3 separate regions of the Mus musculus genome follow, and regions 2 and 3 are each linked to region 1. The links are chromatin loops, found by intact Hi-C in ENCODE. Cell type or tissue: heart. All regions are shown on one strand.

Region 1 (2,500 bases):
TCTCAAACGATACACTCCAGGCCCTGCATGGCTTCCTCCTGCAGGTGAGTGGAAAGAGGGTACTGTGTAGCTAGCTGTATGAGGCCAGGCCCTCAGGACCATCTTCTCTGCAGAAGGTGGAAGCTCTGGCCACTGAAGCCACTGGGAAATCAAAAGAATATGGGAGGTGAGGGACAGTTAGAAAGGGCATAACTTTCCTGTCCCTTCTTCTTCAGGTCCAGAGCATGGGTCTCCTAAATGACCAACACATGACCCAGACCTTGCAATCATCTTTGGAAGGCCTTTGCTCCCGCACCTTCCCAGCCCAGCCACTCTTTCAAGACATGCTGTATCCTTTCTTGCCCTGGGGCCTTTGGCCTGGGCAACATCACCAAAGCCACAGAGATATGTAGCAGTATTGTCTTAGTCAGGTTTCTATTCCTGCACAAACATCATGACCAAGAAGCAAGTTGGGGAGGAAAGGGTTTATTCAGCTTCCATACTGCTGTTCACCACCAAAGGAAGTCAGGACAGGAACTCAAGCAGGTCAGGAAGCAGGAGCTGATGCAGAGGCCATGGAGGGATGTTACTTACTGGCTTGCTCAGCTTGCTCTCTTATAGAACCCATCTTATAGAAGATTGCCGGCCCAGGAATGGCAGGCACCACCCAAAATGGGCCCTCCCCCCTTGATCACTTCTCAGCCTTATTGCTGGATCTCATGGAGGCATTTCCTCACCTGAAGCTCCTTTCTCTGTGATAACTCCAGGTGTATCAAGTTGACACAAAAAATCAGCCAGTACTCAGCCCAAGTAAGGAGCAGTAGTGGTTGGTAAGTCCCTAAAAAGGCCTAGGTTGAGACCAGTCATGACAGCACATGTCTGTATATCCCAGCACTTAGGAAGCTGAGAATATTATAGTGCTGGTGTGTGTGTGTGTGTGTGTGTAGGAGAACTTCCTTTTTTTTTCAATCCTAGTTTATTTATTTATTTATTATTTATTATATGTAAGTATACTGTAGCTGTCTTCAGACACCCCAGAAGAGGGTGTCAGATCTCATTATGGATGGTTGTGAGCCACCATGTGGCTGTGGGATTTGAACTCAGGACCTCTGGAAGAGCTGTCAGTGCTCTTAACCACTGAGCCATCTCTCCAGCCCAAGAACTTCCTTTTTAAAAAGATTTTATTATTTTTATGTACATGAGTACACTGTAGCTGTATTGATGGTTGTGAGCCATCATGTGGTGGCTGGGAATGAAGGTTGCCCACTCTGGTGGGCCTGGCTTGCTCCAGCCTCAAGATTTATTTATTATCTAAGTACACTGTAGCTGTCTTCAGATGCACCAGAAGAGGGCATCAGATCTCATTACGAATGGTTGTGAGCCACCATGTGGTTGTGGGATTTGAACTCAGGACTTTTGGAAGAGCAGTCAGTGCTCTTAACTGCTGAGCCATCTCTCCGGCCCCAGAGGAGAACTTCTTAGCCCTACTGGCTACTCCCCTGGCTATCTTCTCTTTTCATGGAACAGTTCTCTGTTATATGCCAACTGCTGGTCCCAGTTTTGGAGTCCGTGCCACCAATATTAGAAGTATTCATACTCTTCTCTGACCATTGCTACCCTTCTGGGGTTCTGTGATATCCCTCCCCTCCCCCTTCAGCTCTGTTTCTCTTTTATTCTCCTCTCATGATTCACGCCAGCTGCCTCGGAGGTGTGTCTGTTTCCCAGGCTCACATCAGAGGCTGAGCCTCAGGACATAAAGGCCCAGAAACAGAAAACAATGAGACCTGCAGACAAATTCCGGGCATAATGGTTGAGGGGGAAAACAATATCAAGCCTCTCTCTGGAGCTATTTTACACCACAGTGGAAATGGAATTGGGAAATAAAATAATGCATTAACATTCCTGTGTGCACTTTCACTCTGAGCTCATCTTCCTGGAACTTGTTCCTCAGCTACACAGCTGGACACTGGCTTGTTTCCGCAAATGATGGAGACAGACTGGAGAGTGAGAGCATTTAAGGAGCATGTGCACCAGGCAGTAGTGGCACACGCCTTTAATCCCAGAACTTGGGAGGCAGAGGCAGGCGGATTTCTGAGTTCAAGGCCAGCCTGGTCTACAGAGTGAGTTCCAGGACAGCCAGGGCTATACAGAGAAACCCTGTCTCAGAAAACCAAGGGTTGGGGCCTGAGCATGTGCAAAGTGCTTCATAGTTGTACATAGAGAACATGAAGAACCCCTGAGCTGGGAAGGCCCCAACATCAAGGGCCCCAAGCCTTGTGGTTGGACTTTGGAGAAGCACTTCACCTCAAGTGGACATGGGAAGAGGTACAAATCTCAGGGGGGAATAAAATCAAACCCACTTCAGCCTCTCTGGCTCAAGCCTTTTCTATACTCACGTGGGCAATGGTCATTTAACGTCTACCATCGCCGGCTACTGGCAGAAAACTCTGCCCGCACCTGTTTGTATATCAGCCCAGCCTGGGCTTTGCGTCCTAACTGGCCACTCCGCCGGTCTTCCCCG
Region 2 (2,500 bases), 82 kb before region 1:
CAGATTTCTAAGTTCGAGGGCAGCCTGGTCTACGAAGTGAGTTCCAGGACAGCCAAGGCTTCACAGAGAAACCCTGTCTCAAAAAACCATATTAAAAAACAAAACAACAACAAAAAAACCCATAGCCAAACGTGGTAGTACACATCTGTAATGACAGAGATGGAGGATCAGGCTACCTAGTAAATTTGTAAGGCCAGCTTGGGTTCACAAAGCTTTCTCCAAACAAACCAACAAAACACGAAACCCCTCAGCCTGCTCCCACTCCGCACATAAGGGAGATATATCTAAGAACCACTGAAATTCATGAATCCCACAATGTCAGAGAATGAAAAGCATTAAAATGTCTTTGTTTTTGATGGTTCTGAAGAGCGGTACAATTTAATGACAATGTGTTTCATTGGTGGGTAAAAAAGTTCTTGGGATGCACAGGTACCCAACCACTTAGGTTTCGGTAGGAGGACTGCTTGGGTTGGGGAGTTTGAGGCCACCCTGGGAATACAGGAAGACCTGTCTCCACAAATGAAGACAGAAGAAAGTGAAAGAGAAAATAAAATATCCCCAAACCCAGTCCTTCTTCAAAACTAGATATTCAGAGACCGCTGAAAACGAACCTTCAGCACCCCATCATCACCCTGTGGATGTCTTACCTTCATTGGCTCCTTTCCGAAGCTGCTTGTAGTTACATGACTGTTGAACAAGGTCCAGCAGCTTCTTGGTGAGGTGGGCATCTGCGAGGGGATAGGCCTTCGGATTCACATCAGCCTCTGTCTATAGGGAAACACAAGAGTCAAATTGGACCAGAAGCTATTTCAGATAAATTACAAAATATCAACAACTGAGATAATGAACAGTTTGGTCACACACATAACCCTGCTACAGTCAGGAATAAATGAGACCCAATTTCAAATTACTCCCTAGACAGTTGGTGGTGATATACAACTTTAATCCTGGCAGATCTCCTTTGAGTTCAAGGTCAGCATGGGGTCTACAGAGTCAATTCCAGAAAAGTCAAGACTACACAAAGAACACAGTGTCAAGCAAACAAACATCCAAATCACCACACCCTAGCAATGCAACAAAGAAACCAACTAAGTACAGACAGAATGTGAGTATTAACATATGCCAAACTCTCTCCAATGCCCTCTTCTGGTCTCCAAGGGCACAGCAATCATGTATGATTGCTACCTATGTAACAAGGATTCCTACCATCTAGTTTTATTCTAGAAAACTAATAATCAACAAGCTCATGGAGACAACCATATCCACCACCAAACTCACCAGCTCAAGATTCCTTACCACAACGAACCAGTTCAGAGTGTCACACTCAAACTTATAATTATTTAAGATATCCTCTAATTTTATTTTTTTAAGCGCACGCGCGCACGCGTGTATATGTGTGTGTGTGTGTGAATGACAGCAGGGCAGTTGTGCATGCCCAACTTGTGTAATCCAAGCACTCAGGAGGCAGAGGCAGGTAGGGTTCTGAGTTTGAGGCCACTCTTACAGGCTAAGTTCCAGACCAGTAAGACCAACAAGACTGTTTCAAAACAAAAATCTAAAAAGCAAACAAAGGGTGTGTATGTTTTGACTCAGTGAGATTAGATTGTAAGAAAAGTTTCCCTATTATTATTAGCTACTGAATTTAACATTTGTTTCAAAAAATGAATGAAATAATGGCGTGCAACTGCACAGACAAACACTGGTGGGGTGGGATGGTACACCAGTGTACACCAGTGTAGTCCTAGCACTGGGGAGGAGGATCTATGCAAGTGTGAGGCCAGGCAGGAACACAATGAACCTGTCTCAAAATACGGTAAAAGAAAACTACTGGGGCTGGTGAGATGGCTCAGTGGGTAAGAGCACCCGACTGCTCTTCAGAAGGTCAGGAGTTCAAATCCCAGCAACCACATGGTGGCTCACAACCATCCGTAAAGAGATCTGACTCCCTCTTCTGGAGTGTCTGAGGACAGCTACAGTGTACTTACATATAATAAATAAATAAATAAATAAATAAATAAATAAAAAAGAAAACTACTGAATTATACTGGAAACAAAAGCCCTTTATGGCACCCAGAATGGAACATTTAAATTCTATTTTTATTTATGTATTAATGTACTGGGTTCAAATTTTCATGGTGTCTTCTAAGCCTTACTTATTCCATTTCTTTGGCTTTATCACTGGTTTTCACTATTTTCTCCCTCTACTGGTTTGAATTGACTTACTTCTCTATTCTTTTTTCCTCTACAGAAATTTGCTAGGTTGCCTGGGCTGGCTCTGAATTCCTGTGCTCGATCAAATAATTACTTTCAAGTAATCTGACCTGCAAATGCACGCCTAGCTTTACCTCTAAGGTCTCAAATGTTAAAAAGCAATTCAAGCTGGGCAGTGGTGACGAACGCCTTTAATCCCAGCACTCCGGAGGCAGAGGCAGGTGGATTTCTGAGTTTGAGGCCAGCCTGGTCTACAGAGTTCCAGGACAGCCAGGGCTACACAAAGAAA
Region 3 (2,500 bases), 73 kb before region 1:
CCATCCTTGCCAGGCTAGACACACCCTTCGCTTGCCATTTTCTGTAAAACCTTGTCCCAGTGAGTGTTCAGGGCTTTTCTCCACTGGAACTGTCTTGTGGGTTAAGCCCCAAGCTTGAGCTTGTGAATAAAGAGATCCTTGTGTGATTGCATTGGCCTTTCGAGGTTCATGAACACTTCCTGGTGAGAGACCAAATCTTTCAAGTTCAGACTGCATTTCAGAGAACTTAAATTCAGGTAAACTAGCAGGCCGGTACCTAACTTTGATTTCTAAGTTACCCCCCAACAAGACCAGTGTCTCCTCGATCTCCCCCAACAAAACCCGAGCCTAGCTCCAGTTTCTAGGCTAACCCCAACAAATCCAGAGTCTCCAAGTTAATTGCCAACAAGCCCACCTTATGACCACCAATGCAGAGGGAAGCAGAAATTAAGTTTAGGGTTTGACTCACAGCTAAAGGCCATAGTAGCTTTCCAATTAGATGCTTGCCAGGCTAGAACCCCACCCCCCAACCCACATAGGCTTGGAGCTTTCTAAAAAGCCTTACCCTGATAGATTTCTGGGGCTCTTCTCCATTAAAGCCATCCAGAACTGGCAGGCGTGGAGCCCACACTCATGAATAAAGCCTTGTTGTGATTTACATCTGATTGGTTCCTGTCTGGTTTTTTGGGTTCACTAACACTTCCCTGCCAGTACACTGGTATGACAGGAGCATCGCATTATCTAGGCAGGCATGGCAAGGGTGGCACTGAGAGTTCTACATCTTGACCTGAAGGCCGATAGGAGAAGACTGCTGTCTTCCAGGCAGCTAGGAGGAGGGCCTCAAAGCCCACCCCCAAAATGACACATGAAGTAGAAATTTAAGGGCTCTTTAGAAAGTCAGTTGTGTTGGATGGTGCTGGGGCGAACACATGAAGTAGTGTTTTCCTGAAGCAGATACGTGAATGAGTGTTTGGCTGAAGCAGACACAGGTAAAAGGATGTTTTGCTAAAGCAAGCGCGTAAAAGGATGATGAAGGATTTTTGCTAATGACACCCATGTATTGGTCTGCCTTGTTGAGCTCCATTTGCCATGATTCCATAGATAGAAATGCACCAAAAAACCCCTGGTGGTGTGTTGGCACTTCTTTGCCACTCAGGCCATTGGCAGAATGATGTCAGCTGATACAGACTCACACTGTTTTGTTAAGACAGATGTGCTGAGGGCAGACACATGCTGAGTCAAGCACCGTGGAGGACACGTGATGTCTGGAGGGCATAAATCGGCTCAACAGACTATGAGAGGGGCTTGTTCGTAGAACTAGCTCTGCTAAGCTTCTTGGTTTCCTGTCTTTGCTGATCTCTGCATCGTTTCTGTCATCCCTGATGGTTCTCTTCCTCCTGCTGACTTGTGCCAATCTGGCTGAGACCTGGCTATCTCTGTTAAGTCACCACTGTTGCTATCCCAACACGGTGGAACTGGATTGGTGGAAGTTCTGTGAAGTGTCTGCATTGCAAGTGGATCAAGCTACCACTGCTAACCTGCAAACTGCTTATTTCCTGACAATGCAGATGGGATTTGCTCCAAAGAACAATTTCTAAACAGATCCACTTTCCCCATATCCTAATAACCTTTCTTTTCCACTACCTCTGGTGGGTGGTGGGCTAGAAGGGAGGTTAAGGGGTTTAAGAACCGTGGTTAAAATTAGGGCTGAGAAAAATTTAAAGCAACAGAGACACTTCCTCCAACAAGGCCATACCTACTTCAACAAGGCTACACCTTCTAATAGTGCCACTCCCTAGACCAAACATGCACAAACTATCATGGTATCTCTTCATACAATCTTCCTCGATTACTTGACCAAGTCATTGTCCTTACTAGAAAGAGTCACAGCTTTCTTGCATTTGCTCTTTGGATCATTTGTTGACTCTGTATTCATTCAAGCACACAGGAACCCTCCCCTGCTCCCTCTTTTTAGTTCAAACTCATTTTCCTTTATTAAAGTCCAATTACTATGGCTTGATACTCAAAGGGAAGTTTGTTCAAAGGAAACATTTCCAGGTGACTGTTCCAGTCGAGCAGCGATTAGCAGTAAGGCCTTGCGAAGCCCATCAAGGGGAGTTCCCTTGGTCAAGGCCCAGTTCTTTCCTCTAGATTGGAGATTCCCAATTCATTTAAAGTTGGTCTAAGTTCCTGGATGACATAGGGGTGGATTTCCTTATGGAGTCCTGTTCTGTCCTTAACAACCTCCAAGGTGCGAATAGTACTAGCAGATTCACTTAACTGTCTACCTGCTCCTAAAGCAGCGATGATTTTGGGCTCAGGAGCCAGATCACAGCCAAGTATATTCATCCCTTTATGAAATTCCCAGGCATCAAGTCTGGCTTGTTGAAGTATGTCACCCGGTGAGCATCTAACTCCTCATCTGTCTCATGTGACCTGTGAGAATGGTGGTGGGGCTGGGAGCCAGGACAGGGTGCAGGAAGCCTCGGGCAGTCTCGAAGACAGGTTGAGTTTATTGGGT

The links. Hi-C counts contacts between places; a loop is a spot of excess contacts. Peaks named below come from ENCODE experiments on the same cell type or tissue, not always from the same donor. Only the 100,000 strongest peaks of a DNase experiment are listed, where the experiment ranks them.
Region 2: a loop joins it to region 1, with 2.3 times the contacts of the local background. A loop is called at or near these places in 2 of 42 quality-filtered maps.
Region 3: it touches region 1 in a loop (2.4-fold over the local background); 14 of 42 quality-filtered maps call a loop at or near these places.

The regions. Positions count from the first base shown.
Region 1 is chr15:82,124,938-82,127,437 of GRCm38, forward strand. It overlaps Mei1 (meiotic double-stranded break formation protein 1), which reads left to right. Exons shown (of 31, transcript NM_028897.3): 29 at 1-44; 30 at 216-328; 31 at 1,677-1,877. The coding sequence ends at 1,722. Among named protein-coding and RNA genes, the nearest start is that of Ccdc134, 1.7 kb to the right of the region's middle. In heart, a CTCF peak has its summit at 1,302 (motif pointing right); a DNase peak (open chromatin) is centred at 1,964; H3K4me3 peaks cover 314 bases; H3K27ac peaks cover 342 bases.
Region 2 is chr15:82,043,250-82,045,749 of GRCm38, forward strand. Snu13 (SNU13 homolog, small nuclear ribonucleoprotein (U4/U6.U5)) reads right to left here. Exons shown (of 3, transcript NM_011482.4): 2 at 648-768. Among named protein-coding and RNA genes, the nearest start is that of Snu13, 3.1 kb to the right of the region's middle. In heart, a CTCF peak has its summit at 1,153 (motif pointing left); no DNase peak of the experiment used is centred here.
Region 3 is chr15:82,051,545-82,054,044 of GRCm38, forward strand. No RefSeq gene overlaps it. Among named protein-coding and RNA genes, the nearest start is that of Snu13, 5.2 kb to the left of the region's middle. In heart, no CTCF peak of the experiment used is centred here; no DNase peak of the experiment used is centred here; H3K27me3 peaks cover 725 bases.